Regions from separate parts of the Mus musculus genome. Here region 2 is linked to region 1. The links are chromatin contacts, found by Hi-C or POLR2A ChIA-PET in ENCODE. All regions are on one chromosome and are shown on one strand. Each heading gives the region's core, a stretch centred on a gene start or an enhancer-like site at or near the end of the contact. The rest is flanking DNA. Distances are from core to core; before and after follow the strand shown.

What was found. A loop is a pair of places that touch in the nucleus more often than their neighbours do. ChIA-PET counts read pairs that join two places held with the same protein, here RNA polymerase II (POLR2A).
Region 2: a map of heart shows a loop between it and region 1 (1.9-fold over the local background). The contact joins the promoter of Ripply3 here to the promoter of Hlcs in region 1. A Hi-C loop is called at or near these places in 5 of 37 maps with a recorded cell type or tissue (gastrocnemius, heart and left cerebral cortex). POLR2A ChIA-PET finds 5 or more read pairs at or near these places in 3 of 5 experiments (Patski and embryonic stem cell).

Annotation. Positions count from the first base shown.
Region 1 is chr16:94,285,822-94,292,920 of GRCm38, forward strand. Hlcs (holocarboxylase synthetase (biotin- [propriony-Coenzyme A-carboxylase (ATP-hydrolysing)] ligase)) reads right to left here and starts at 4,470. Exons shown (of 11, transcript NM_001360045.1): 1 at 4,242-4,470; 2 at 1,971-2,105. The coding sequence starts at 4,436.
Region 2 is chr16:94,324,238-94,331,336 of GRCm38, forward strand. Ripply3 (ripply transcriptional repressor 3) reads left to right here and starts at 4,185. Exons shown (of 4, transcript NM_133229.2): 1 at 4,185-4,360; 2 at 5,109-5,184. The coding sequence starts at 4,260.

The DNA of each region.
Region 1 (7,099 bases), core at 3,220-5,719:
AAGGTAAACAATGATTCGTGAACATTATGGAGAGGAAGTGGGGTCCTTGGGCCTGCCTGCCCGCACACTCCTGCCAGCCGCTCCTCGATTGCCTCTCCTGTCTCTCTCCAGGCCTCAGGACTGGTCAGGTGGGCGGGAGAGCTTGTCTCCCTCTCCCTCTCTCTCCTCCCAGAAGGATGTACCAGCAGATTGTTATACAAACTAGGGATCCTACAAACCCCCAAGTGCAGCAGCAATCCCTGAAGGGTAGGCAAGTGAAAGCAGGAAGCCAAGCCTGGCTCACCACAGAGGAGGAGGAGACCCCAGGCTGAGGAGAGTCAAACTACCCTGCCTAAGGATCAGGGGTGTGCTCCAGGACTAGAACTCTCTCCACAAGACAAGGCAGGAGGATGCTGCCCCAGATGGAGATGAAATATGGCACCTTGGAAATCAAGATAGGAAGCTGTGTGACCTGTTATGACACAGTGGGAGGGAGGAGGTAAAGAGGTCTTAATTAGGAATTTCTCTGTCTGTCTGTCTCTCTCTCTGTGTGTCTGTCTCCTTTATTTTATTTAACAGATTTATTTATATGAGTACACTATGGCTGTCTTCAGACATACATCAGAAGAGGGCATCAGATTCCATTACAGATGGTTGTGAGCCACCATGTGGTTGCTGGGGATTGAACTCAGGACCTCTGGAAGAGTAGCCAGTGCTCTTAACTACTGAGCCATCTCTCCAGCCCTGTCTCTCTTCCTTACAAACAAGTTTTGGACCTGTGACTGAGTTTGAAGCATTTTCAGCATGCTCCAGACAACCTATCCCTCTGTGTGTGTGTGTGTGTGTGTGTGTGTGTCTGTCTGTCTGTCTGTCTCTCCTTACATACAAGTTTTGGAGCTGTGACAGAGTTTCAAGTGTTTTTTTAGCATGCTCCAGTAAAGGAGGAAGCAGGTAGTTATATAAGCCAGCTACTTGGGGTGCCAGGGAAAGGAAAAGATTACAGGGATGGGCCAGTCCACCTGGGACAGAACACGAGAGGGACTCTATTGCCCAAACACACTGCAAGATGGCTCAGTAGGTGAAGGAGCTCGAATGCCAGTGCTGACAACCTAACACGGACACAGGCCCAGCATGGAGGAAGAGAACTGACTTGCGGCAGTTGACCTTTGGGTGCTACCCTCCATGTGCACACAAACCTCCATGTGCACACAAACCTCCATGTGCACACATCTATACACAATCCATCAACCAACCAATACGTGTAAACGGAAGAAAATTATACAAAGAAAAAAAGAGGGACGGGGAAGTGGCTCCATCTGTAAAGTGCTCCCCATGTTTGCACGAGGACCTCAGTATAAACCCTCGCACCACACCATGCCAGGAGTGGTGATCCTTCAAACACTCTGGGATGGTGGGGACTAGCGGATGGGTGAGCCCCAGGTCCCAGAACCAGACTGTCTCAAAAACAAGGCAGAGAAACCGAAGATACCTAAGGTGGTCCCCTGGCCTCCATATCCACCCATACGTACAAACACACACACATAAACACACTCACACAAACACATGTACATGCACAGACAAACAGATGAGAGCAATTTTACTAGTACATTTTATATAACCCAATATATCCCAAAAGAAGGAAAGTTATACAGAAAGTCCAGGAAAGATCACTTATTAAAAAATAAACAAACAGACCACAAAATAATAATAACAATATAATAATAGTAACAAACAAAAACCCACTTGGGTTTGGACTAAGACACATCCTTAAGATACACAAGTAGGGGATCAGTGGTTAAGAGCTTTTACTGCCCTTCCAGAGGTCCTGAGTTCAATTCCCAGCAACCACGTGGTGGCTCACAACCATCTGTAATGAGATCTGACGCCCTCTTCTGGTGTGTCTGAAGACAGCTACAGTGAACTCATTTACATAAAATAAATAATTCTTTAAAAAAAAAAAAAAAAGACACACAGTAGGACATGCCACTCACGGTTTCTGAAGATGATGGCTCTTGTAAACTGGTACCTTGTATCCAAATGCTCTCTGTCACAAATGCTATATGTTCTGCCTCAAGTATGAAGGGAGACACGAGAAACAGGGCCCATTTGTTCAAGTCATCAACAGACTACGAATAAGGAAAGAAAAGGAGTCAGTGTCAACTCCCATATGTGTCACGTGGGGCAGCGTGGGGCAGCATGCCTGGCGTGCCCTCCCCTGGCTCCTTCTCCGGCTGCTGGAGGCTCCTGCAACCCTTGCTTCTTATCTGACTGTGCTGTTTAAACACCCATATGGTCCAGGGTCTGGTTCACAAGAGTGTCAAAGTCTAGATATTTGTTTTCACCGCAGTCATTCTGACCATTACTCCTTACAGCCTAACGTGTGTGAGCTTCCCAAATCACACCTGGGAGGAAGGATGTTTCACGGTGAGTTATGTGCCTGGCACTTCTGAAAGTCACACAATTGTCAAACCCAGAAACTGGAGCTACTTCAGGAGAGAACCTTTCCCACATGCAGACATGCCAACAGACATGCTTTAAAGGAAATATGCACCCAGTCAGGAATTCATCGGAGTTTTTAAGAGTGGTTTAGAGGTTAGCCAATAAGATGTGTCTGGCCATTTTTACCTGTGAGTTTTACATCCCTGGGTTCAAACAAAAAAATAATTATCTGTACAAATAATTTTACTTTTGTTCTTGTCATTGACCCCCAAACCACACTCTATGATAACCATTTACAGCTTTTGCCCTGCATCAGGTATTGAAGTAACCAAGAGATGACTCAAACACAGGAGGACCCACACCGAATGCAAATACCACGTTTATACTGGGGACTGAGCATTCCTCAGGTGTTCATATCTTATTTTAGGTGTGCTAGCAACCTTGAAAATCTACTTCAATCATTTTCAGATTTCTGGAAGGATTGTAATTTGATTTTAAAAGGTTTTAGTCTACTAAAATCAAGGGACACCCAGAGCAGAAGAGTCACAGCCCTGAATCTAGAAAGACACAGTAAGGATGTGTGGGCAAAGCTAGGGTTGAGGGACAAGCAGGAGTGCAATGAGGCACAGATACCCATAAGGCTGTGCCCTACTTGGGGTTCTGAAGCAGGGAAGAGCCAAGTAACTGAGTTAGCATAGTTAGAAAACCAAGGTCATGAACATGTTCAAAGTATCGAAGAAATTATCTTTGGCAAATTCTCTACTCTGATATAAACCTCAAAGACTTTGTTTTAAATAAAGGCTTTGTTTTAAATAATCAGCTTAGAGACTGCCACAGTGGAAAAGTCCACCATTGGTGATTATTCTTTGTGATGTCTCTTAAATGGTTTAAGAGAACTGAGCCCAGATATTCTAAGAGGGGCAGATCTGTGTGCACTGCACCTTCCTTGCGCCAGGTGGTACTAGTCATGTCTATTCCTACAGCTGTAAGCTTGGGAAGCCTGAGAGATCTCGGTGTGTAATTCACACTGTATTCTTCTTTAGATTCATTTAATTTTATGTGTACAGCTGTCCCGCCCCCACGTGTGTACGTGCGCCATCTGCATTCCTTGGACTCTCTGGAACTGGAGTCACAGATGGTTAGGAGCCACCATGTGGGGACTTGGAACTAACTAGACATGGATGCTCTGCAAGAGCAACAAGTGTCCTTAACCACTGAACCATCCTCAATCCCCACACGGTGTTTCTTAGAGTGCTTTCTTTGTTAGTTCCCTAGAAGCACGATTCCATCCTCATTACTAAGCAGCTTGACAAAAATATTCACCCTGAAGTAAGATTATGATTCTCGTATCGGTGTTAGGGTTTGACATCTACGGGGGAAAAAAAACTCTCAGTTTAGTGCTGAAAGTGAGGCAGATTTCCAGAAGGAAGCGGAAAGGGCAGAGACGGCTGAAAAGCAAAACACTGAATGGTGTTCACGGAAACAAGTGTGTCCAGAAGTGTATGGTAGGAAGTGCACTGTGAAGTCAGGTCCCTTGCCTGCAGCCGACCTGTGCAAACGGCCAGAGTGCCCCCTTCCCAGTGAGGGGCAGCGGCCATCACCCTCCGACAGGACCAGAAGCTAGCCCACGGGAACACTAGGTGCCACGAGGGATGTCCGGGATGTGCCTGCTGCAGCTGCAGGACCGGAGACACCAGGGAGGGGCAGCTGGCCCGCGGCCCACAGGTCACAGCAGGGCTTCCCGGGCTCCCGTGCACGCGTGGGCTGTGCGAGCCGAGCTGCAGCCGAGCCCCGTCCACGCGGCGACCCCGCCCGCCGCCCACCTGGCTCTCGCCGACGCAGAAGACGCGGCCGCCCTGGCTCAGGCACACGCGCGCGTCCCTGGGCTGCGCGGCCGCGCGGCAGAAGGTGAAGGAGCAGCGCGAAGCACGCAGCCGCCGCACCGTGGACAGCACCAGCGCGGCCGGCCGGCGCCCCCAGCGCGCCCACAGGTACAGGTAGCACAGCGTGATGAGCATGGCCGGCGCCCGCGCCCGGCTCGCGCCAGGCCCCGCCCCGGCCGGAAGCGAGGCTTCGGGAGTGTGGAGTGCGCGTGCGCTGCAGGAGGGGGGCTGAGGGCGGAGCGGGTGTGCGGGGCAAGGAAGGATGCAGGAGAGGGATGCGCTAGAGGTGGAAGGATGCAGCAGGCTGGGTAGCATCTGGGGGCGCCAGGACCATGGAGAGGGTGCCTCGGGTAAAGAGAGGCTACAGGAATGGAAAGGGCAGGCAGGACTGAAGATGGCATTGGAAGAGAGGTCACTGTCTGGTCTCAGGAGGCTGGCTTTTCCAAGAGGGGCTGGGGGAAAGGTGAGCCAGGAGATTGAAGGTGTGCTCTGGAGATGGAGAGACCTGGGCTGCAGAACTAGAGTGAACTGGGGAGGTGAGAGGGGCTGTGCTAGGGACATACAGGGACAGGGGCAGAGTAGTGAGGGGCTGGGAAAGTATTGGGGGGGAGGGAGCAGAGAGGGTGAGGGAGGTGGATAGCCTGATCAAGTCAAAGTTCAGCCTCCATTCCTTGAGGGTGGGGATGAGTGAGGCACTGGGCCTAAGTTTATATCAACAGCCAGTATTTGCGAACTATCAACACATTACAAATCAGAGAACTGACAAGACTGACGGCCTCTACCCGACCCAGTTGGTAAATCAGGTGAAGCTGTTTTATTAGATCATGCTAAACCTTCAAAAAGTGCTATTGGGTAAATTACATGGATTCATATGAAGAACACACACACACACAAAAAAAAAAAAAAAAAAAAAAAAAAAAAAAAAAACCCGAGGTATTCCCACTACATGTCTGTTACCGGTTTAACTGTGGGCATCCTGAGCCCAGTGGAAGGAGGGAACATCAGTTATGATTCCCAGAGGGCCTGTCCCAGGGGAAGCAAAATTCTCCCAGCAATTAAAAACAGCAGCTTTCTTCCCCAGAGCCTCCCATCCACAATAACTCTGAACAAACAATTTGTAGTTGCTTGCTGCCCTGACCCTTGCTCCCGAACTGCAAACAAGCAGCATAATGTGTTAACAACAGTCAGGTACACTGGCCATGGATCTGCTCATCTCAAATGGCCACTCACTCTGCAGTGGTGGCGCATGCCTTTAGTTCCAGCGCTTGGGAGGCAGAGGCAAGCTAATCTCTGTGTTCGAGGCCAGACTGGTCTATAGAGTGAGTTCCAGGACAGCTGGGGCTACACAAAGAAACTGTGTCTGGAAAAGAAAAAAGAAGTCCACTCACAGAACCTCAGCCTTGTGGTCAGATGGTGTAGCAACAACAGATTTAGCAGGAGGGTCCAGGAAGAAATGACTGGGCTCATGAGGAAGGTACATGTCACTGAGGACGGGAGGGCGGGCTGTATTGAGGGGAAGGCAGTCAGCTTTCCCTAGTGGAAGTGGCTCCCTGCAAGGCACTAATTACTACCAAGTAGTGTTCGTTTGGATAGTGTTATGTCAACTTGGCACAAGCTGGAGTCACTGGAGAGGAGGGAAGCTCAACTGAGAAAGTGCCTTCATACGACTGGGCTGTGTTTGTAGTGGTTCTCAACCTTCCTAATACTGTGACCCTTTAATACAGTTCCTCTTGTTTTGGCGACCCACAAACACAAATTAGCCCTGGATTCTATAAGTAAGCTAAGCAAGCCTTACTAAGCAGCGCTCCACCGTGGCCTCTGTATCAGCTCCTGCCCTGTGGTCCCTGTCCTGCTTGAGCTCCTGTCCCTACGTCCTTCAATGATGGACTGTGATGTGGAAGTGCGAGCCAAATATCCTCTTCCTCCCCGGCTTGCTGTTGCCTGGGATGTTGCATCTTGGCCACAGTGAACCTAATTAGGACACTGTTCTAGTTTTCTTTCTATGGCTGTTATGAAAACACCGATGAAAGCAAACCTGGGGTTGGAGCTGCTTTAGCCTACATCTTGGAAGCCAAGGCAGGAGACTGACAGAGAAGCCACGCTTCCTGGCTTACTTACCATGGCTTACTTTATCTTTATTATACTGTGCAGTACCCAGGGATGGCACAGCCCACAGTGCCATGCTACCACTGAGCTAGATCTCCATACTGACTTACTTTTATTTTTAAATGTGTATATATGTGATGGCTCGTATATGCTTGGCTCACGGAATGGAGGTGTGGCCTTGTTGGAGTGGTGAGTCACTGTGGGTATGGGCTTTAATACTCTTGTCCTAACTGTCAGGGAGCAAGTATTCTGCTAGCAGCCTTCAGATGAAGATGTAGAACTCTCAGCTCCTCCTGCACCATGCCTGCCCGGATGCTGCCATGTTCCCACTTTGATGATACTGAATTGAACCTCTGAACCTGTAAGCCAGCCCCAATTAAATTTTGTCCCTATAAGAGTGCCTTGGTCATGGTGTCTGTTCACAGCAGTAAAACTCTAAGGGAGAAGTTGGTACCAGGGACTGAGGTATTGCTATGATAGGCCTGACCGTTTTTTTGTTTGGAAGAATGTGGATTTGAGGACTTTGGATTTGGAAAGCCATGGAATGTTTTAAGTGAGGCTTAATGGGCCATGCTAGTAGGAATATGGAAAACTTTGTTACTGTGAGTGATTTGAAATGTGCAGACCTGGCCCAAGAGGGTTCAGTGGAAAAGAATTTCAGTATGTGGTCTAGAGATTGGTGGAATTTTGGT
Region 2 (7,099 bases), core at 2,935-5,434, 38 kb after region 1:
TGGCTTTTATTGTAGATCATTTCTTTTGCTGTAATTTGTTGGAGTATTTCACAGGATCTAAATACAGAAGAGCACACCAATTGGCTATCCAATACCAAATGGTCAGCCCTGAAAACATACCTACAAATAACATCTACACATATTAAGCAGGTTGAGTGTGTGTGTGTGTGTGTGTGTGTGTGTGTGTGTTTGTGTGTGTGATGTGTGTGTGTGTGTGTGTGTGTGTGTGTGTGTATGTGTATGTGTGTGTGTGAACAATTAAGGAAAAAGAAGCCATGAATTTGAAAGAAAGGAAAGGGTGGTACAGTACATGGGAGAATGTGAAGGGAGAAAAGGGAAGGGGTAATGATGTAATTATATCCCAGCATTTGGGAGGCAGAGGCAGGCAGATCTCTGTGAGTTTGAGGCTAGCCTGGTCCAGGTCAGCCAGAGCTATTTAGAGAGATCCTGTATCAAGAACAAACAGAGAAGCACACACAGTTGGGCCGCCTAGATGACTCAGTGGGTAAAGCCACCCTTTGTTCATCCATGTAAGCCTGGCCCTGCAGAGTTGCTCTCTGCATTAAATAAAACATCTAACGCACACAGAAGTTGAATTTGAGGGAGAATGAGCTGCAGAAAGGACTTGAACACTTGGACCTTATCTGTTATGGTGTCTTATCTACCTGTCACAGTTTTCAAAATTTCATTTATTAAACATATATTGACATAACTAGAAGCTTGTGGATATTTATTTTTTACACTTTGAACTATAAGCAGATGTTCTGTTACCCAAACTGTCCAAGTTTTAACCATGGAGATTGTACATTTCTCTAAGCATAAGTTAAAAAAATAAAAAATAAAGACAGAAGATGAAAGACAGCATGCCACTGTGCACATGAGCTGGCCACTGTGCTCGCATGCTGACCACGGTGCACTTGCACTGGCTGCTGTACTTGCGGGCTGGTCACTGTACACATGGGCTGGCTGCTGTATACATGCGCTGGCCACTATGCTCGCACGTTGGCCACTGTGCATATGAGCTGACGACTGCGCTCATGTGCTGGCCACTGTACATATGCGCTGGTCCCTGTACACGTGTGCTGGTCACTGTATGCATGCACTGGCCACTGTGCTCATGTGCTGGCTACTGTACTTGAGCGCTGGCCACTGTGCCCATGCTCTGTGCTGGAGCTTTTTGCTTTTGCATTTATTTCTGGTGCTGTTATTTTTTTTTAATCTTTCGAAATTATTTAATTTTCTGGTTACTTAATCTTTCTGAATACCAGCTTCTTCTACTTTTAAAACTATGTTTGCCCGTGTGTCTAGAGAGCATGGGAGACCAAACCTACTCCATCTTGGAACCGGCCTCCATCTTAAAAGAAAGAGTCTGAAAATTTGTCCTACAGCTGAACGCAAGCCACTCCCAAGTACCAGGAAGGACCCCATGGCTTATCCTTGGCTCATACCCCAAGGGTTACTCCCGAGCTACTTCCTAGCAACAGTCAATCAAAGATTAGTCTGATTGTTTCAAATGTACTTTCAGCCCATTTGTGATTGTTCGTGGTTTTGCTTCAAAGCACCCACCTGTTGGCTTAACCCCCCTTGTTTGCTTGTCATTCCCTATAAAACCTTATCCTGGTGAGGGCTCGGGGCTGCTCTACCTTCCCGTCCTGCTGTCTCAGGGTTGACAGAGTGCCCAAGCTCAAGTTGTAATAAACAGACCCTAATGCAATTACATCAGAGTCAGCTCCTTGGTAGTCTTTTGGGGCTCACAAATGCTTCCTGGCACAACATGCAGGTATGTGCCCATGAATGCTGGTGCCCACATGAGAGAGCGTTAGATTCCCTTAAGTTACAGCTTGTCGAGAAACACCTAATATGAGTACTTGAACCCCAGTCCTCTGCAGGATCAGTTACAGGCTCTGAACCACTGAGCCATCTCTCCTACCCAGGAACAAGATATGGTTTCTTAATCTGCAGACTGAAGATAATGCCTAATTTGTAGGCTTGGAATGAGGATGATAACATTATATACTTCACAAAGGAACACAACAGTTACTTTTATAGATACAGAAATTAGAGTAGTGGTTACCCAGGGTGGGGGAGGGGAATCTAGGTCCAAAGCAGGGGCAGCTTCAGTGTGGGATCAAAACCTTCTGGGGAGCCAGGCGGTGGTGGTGCATGCCTTTAATCCCAGCACTCGGGAGGCAGAGGCAGGCAGATTTCTGAGTTCGAGGCCAGCCTGGTCTACAAAGTGAGTTCCAGGACAGCTGGGGCTACACAGAGAAACCCTGTCTCGAAAAACCAAAAAAATACAAACAAACAAACAAACAAAAAAGCATCTGGGATGAAGTGGGTATGGGAAGGGGATGTGAGTGCTTTATCTCACTCACTTAAGTGTAGATTTGAAAACGATTAAAATGGTAAGTTTGAATTCTATTTTGCAACAGTAAAAAAAGCAATACGTTCATTGTTGAAAATTTAGAAAACATTTTAAAAATCCTTAAAGCTGGGTCAGTAAGATAACTCATCAGATAAAGAAGCCAAGAAATGCTGAGCTTCATCCCAGAATCCACCTGGGAGACAGAAAGAGCAGCCCCCCACAAGATGTCTTCTGGCCCCCACATGTCTTGCCCATACACATAAGCAAACAAACAAACAAACAAATGTAAAAACAAAGTTACCCTAAGCAGCTCCTCTTTCTAAACCTTGTATCTAGGGGCTGGAGACACAGCTCAATGGTTAAGGGCACTTGTTGCTCTTGCAGAGGACTCAGATTTGGTTCTCAACGGCCATATGGTGGCTCACAACCGTCTGTAACTCCAGTTCCAGAGGATGGAAAGGTAACATGGTGGGCAGACCTGCATGCAGGTAAAACACACATAAGATAAAATGATCTAAAAATAACCTTTTATCTAATTTTCCATAGTGTTCAGGACTCCGTAGAGTTCCTGGATTTCAGACACAGGACTAGGAGAGAAAAGAGACCTGCACAAATTTATTTATTTATTTATTTAAGTTTCTGAGACAGGGTTTCTCTGTGCATCCTTAGACTGTCCTGGAACTCACTCTGTAGACCAGGCTGGCCTTGAACTCACAGAGATCCCCTTGCCTCTGCCTCCTGAGTGATGGCTCAACATGAGTGTGTTTTTATCAGCTATATAACATACCCCCATCCTTTACATACTATTGGGAACACTTGGCTGTCACTAGATACCTTTTCATTCTTTGGGCTCACAGATACACGTTATCAAAGTTCTTTAAAAGGCACCCACATCTAGGTGTTTTTTTATTAAAACAACAAGAAACCACTGACACCTTAACTGTGTTCGTGAGTTCACATTGTTTGCTCACTCCCAGCTTCCTGCTTTATATTCAGGGCTTTTAATACTGTAAATAAAATTTGTAAATACTCCCTCTTTCCTATTTGCCCTTAATTGGTGTTAAATATTCCCCAGATCTTAAATAAACCATTCGAAAACATTTTATTCCCCACCCCTCTCGGTTTTTAAAACCCGAGTCACTTAATTTAAATGACACAGACCAAGCTACAGTGTTCACATGCAGTCACCTGGCACTGGAGAACAGGTTATTGGGCAAAGGGGTACCCGGGGTCCTGACTGGTGACCCCTAACAGGAAGCACCCCTCCCCCATCTTAAGGCTTTCGTCGGTGCGGAGGTTGCGCCTAAACCCTCGCCTGGCTTCGTAAACCCAGCTGTCACCCACTCGTGGAGCTGTCCTGACCCTCGGTGTAGCGAGGACTCTGTGCCCCACACTCACCACCTCTCACAGTGCTGAAAGGGAAACTCTGGGAGAACTGGGGTGCGGGGTGGGGCTTCATGCTTTTAGGGATCAGAGCCCCGAGGGCAGCGGCCCCAGGAGTTGCTCAGCAGTGGGGAAAATTGTTCCCCGGGACGCGCAGCCGCCACCCGTCATCTCGGAGGCCCTGTAGGCCGTCTGTCCCGCCCTGCGCTTCCCGCTCCGCCAGTGACCCTCCTGGTTTTCTTTTGTCCTTTCTCCACTCTGGACACACACCCCTCCCCGCCGTCCCGACCCTGCTCTCTTCCTTGAGCCTTTCTGGTCTCCACCCTCTGCTTCCTCCGTCCCTTCCCGAGGTCCCTTGCCCTCCCCCTCCCCACGGGGCGCAGTTTCCCCGAGTCCCCTCCCCGCCCCGCCCCAGTTTTTAAACCTGGCGCCGAGTGAGCGGGTAGGTGAGCGCGTTCAGCCAGGGGGACCAGGCGCCGTCGGGCTGAGAGATTCGCGCGACACCCGCACCATGAGACCGGAGGCGGCCGGAGTCCGGGAGGCGCGGGGACGCCTCTGCCACTGTCCGGGGGATGATCCCGGGAGGCTACCGCTGCCACGCGGGCCCGAAAGGTGAGGGTGTCCTGTGGCCCCGGTGGAGGTGCACCCAGACACTGAGCTCCTTAACCTGAGATCGACTACTGCAAACTCCTGTCTGAAGTGCAGGGACCCCGCGGATATCTGGCAAGGAAATGGGCAACACTTGCGTGTATTGAGGATCTGAAATTGATCCAGCTGGAAAATACTGAAGGCTGGGGGCCCCATAAGAAATTTATAAAAGGATCCTGCGGTCTATCACAAAGTGACAGTCTCCTGCCCTACGCTGGGGATCGGTGTTTGCCCATCCAGGGACATCGCTATCTTTAAAGCTGTGAAGTTTAAGGAAATCAGATTAGCTGGGTAGGTAGGAAGCGGAGCAGTTTGGCGATGCAGAAACGCCTTTGGCATAGTAGTCTAAGGAGTCTCCAGCAGCAGAGGTGGTGTACTTGAAACCAACCATCTGTATTAGAAAAATTTGAGGTATCAATGAGAGATTTGCTAGGAGAAAAAATAATCTCCACTCACACGCGCCCTAATAATAGGTTAGATTTGGGGCTTCCCATCTCAGAGTGTACTAGGAAGCAGAGCCCGGAGAATTCTTCAGGAGGCAGGAACAGGTAAAGTACTGACTGGCCCATCGGCAGACAGACCTTAAGGGATCATGGTGTGTGCAGGGACTCTTTGTCAAACAGACACTATGGTATCAACCTCATAGTAACCTTTGGGGGGGCGGGGCGGCAGAAACGCCAGGAGTTCAGTCTCTCCTGGTGCTTGTTTCCAGTTCCATTCCAGCCCCGTGGAGACCGTGGATGTCGCCTCCCCCCGGAGATGCTGAACTGACCAGAACTGAACGTCCGGTAAGCTAAATGTGACTGTTGTAGGCAATAGTCAATCCAGAAAGCGGCACCACGTCTATAATAACTTTGAAAACAAAACCAAAACCCGGGGGAAGGACTCCTCTCTCGTGCTTAGCTTGGCCTAACCCACAAGTAAGTTCCTGAAGGTCTGGTGGGTAGAGCCCAGAGTGAACGGAGGTGCTAATGGGCCCACTGGGCTCGCGATTGCTCCTCCGTCCTTGAAAAGCAAACAGCTGAGGACATGGGCTTTGCATGGTAATTACATGCAGCGGTGGGAGAGGAGGGTTCTTCTATAAACCAGAGCATGGGGGAGGGAGGGGCAAAGCCCAGCCCCCTTAGAGAAAAGCTGATTATGTACCACACTGCAAAGCAGGCAGACCTCCATCCACCTCAGGTGCCCAGACAGTGCAGTTAAAAGCTCCCACCCTTGTCTGGCCCTGTCTGCAAGAACTCTTGCAGGATCTTCTGTTCTCTGTGCAAATACACTCAAGCACCGGGCTTTGTCAGCAAAGATTAATTGCCACAGCTATCCCTTTATCTTTGCCTTGCCGGTTAATTGCTTTTGACTTATTAAGCGAATGTTTTGCTTACATTTGCTATATTCTCAAATATAAATGGACCTTTAAAACAGTGGAGGTAGCTTAGGAAGGGCCATGCATCTCACTTACACAACACCTGTGGGATACAGCTTAATGTACAGATAGATGTGATATGAAAAGTTAACTGTGGGAAATTACTCCTCTATTATTCTTTTACATTTAAGTTATTTTCTTTGAATACTGAGTGCTTTAATTCAGTTAGCATTTATAGAAGCTTAAAGAACGGAGCAAACAGGAGGGCAGCTAGAGTCTGCTACATGGTTTTGTTTCAGTCCTGATAATCCCTGCTCCAAATTTCTAAGTGACTGAAGAGAACTCTTTCTATCTCATTCCACTCAGACTTAAAGTCCTTAGAGTCCTTAAAGGTAAGATTTAAAAGAACTCACTAACTACTAAATTTTCCTTTAAGTGAACCGTGAGTATGGAGGTCACTCAGTTGTGTGGGAGACTAGAGTACTACGGCACACACAGGGCCTGAGGCAGGCAGCTTCTGGTTCCACTGTGAGGAGAAAGCCCCTTGTGATTATCTTAAAGCACAGCCCCTTTCCAGTTGACTGCACTTCACAGAAGGCAGTTAAGGCCTGGATTTGGGCAGATGGGGGAGCCTGGGGTTCTGTAGGGACTGTAGAACTGGCTGCCTTCCCACACGCCTGTCAGGGCGAGATCTTGGGATCCACCCCTGGGTCTTTCCTTGTCACTAGGCTCTGGATTTACCAGGGAGCTAAACTCCCAGCTCTATGCAGAAAGCTCTTCATAGATGTCCCACACAGGTTCTCTGCAGGCCTTAGTAAATCCGGCTCCTCCTAGCGGGCTGGGAGCTTAGGCCACACAGCTTCTAGCTGATGACATTGGCAAAGCCGGAGAATTCCTCATCCCTAGTCTTCATGACACTTTGTAGAGGAGTCTGTGAGGGACTGGGGCTTGGTGACCCATACCAGGACTTCCAGCAAGCAGATTGAAATTGGAATAAGATACAAATCTGAGAAAAGCCCCAAGGCCTTGTTCCTTGAGCAGAGGAATAACTATACCCACTCGATGCCTAGACAGCTGTATCCTCCCCTGGGTGGGGGGGGGAATAGACAAAACAAAACAAAACAATTTTTTTTGAGACAGGGTTTCTCTGTGTAGTCATGGTTGTCCTGGAACTCACTCTGTAGACCAGGCTGGCCTTGAACTCACAAAATCTGCCTGTATTTGCAGGGCCTAACCGTGTGTGCCACCATGACTTGGCTGATAGACCAAATTAAAAGGAGAAAGAAAGTAAGAAAGAGAGAAAGAAAGAGGAAGAGAGAGAAGGAGGGAGGGAGGGAGGGACC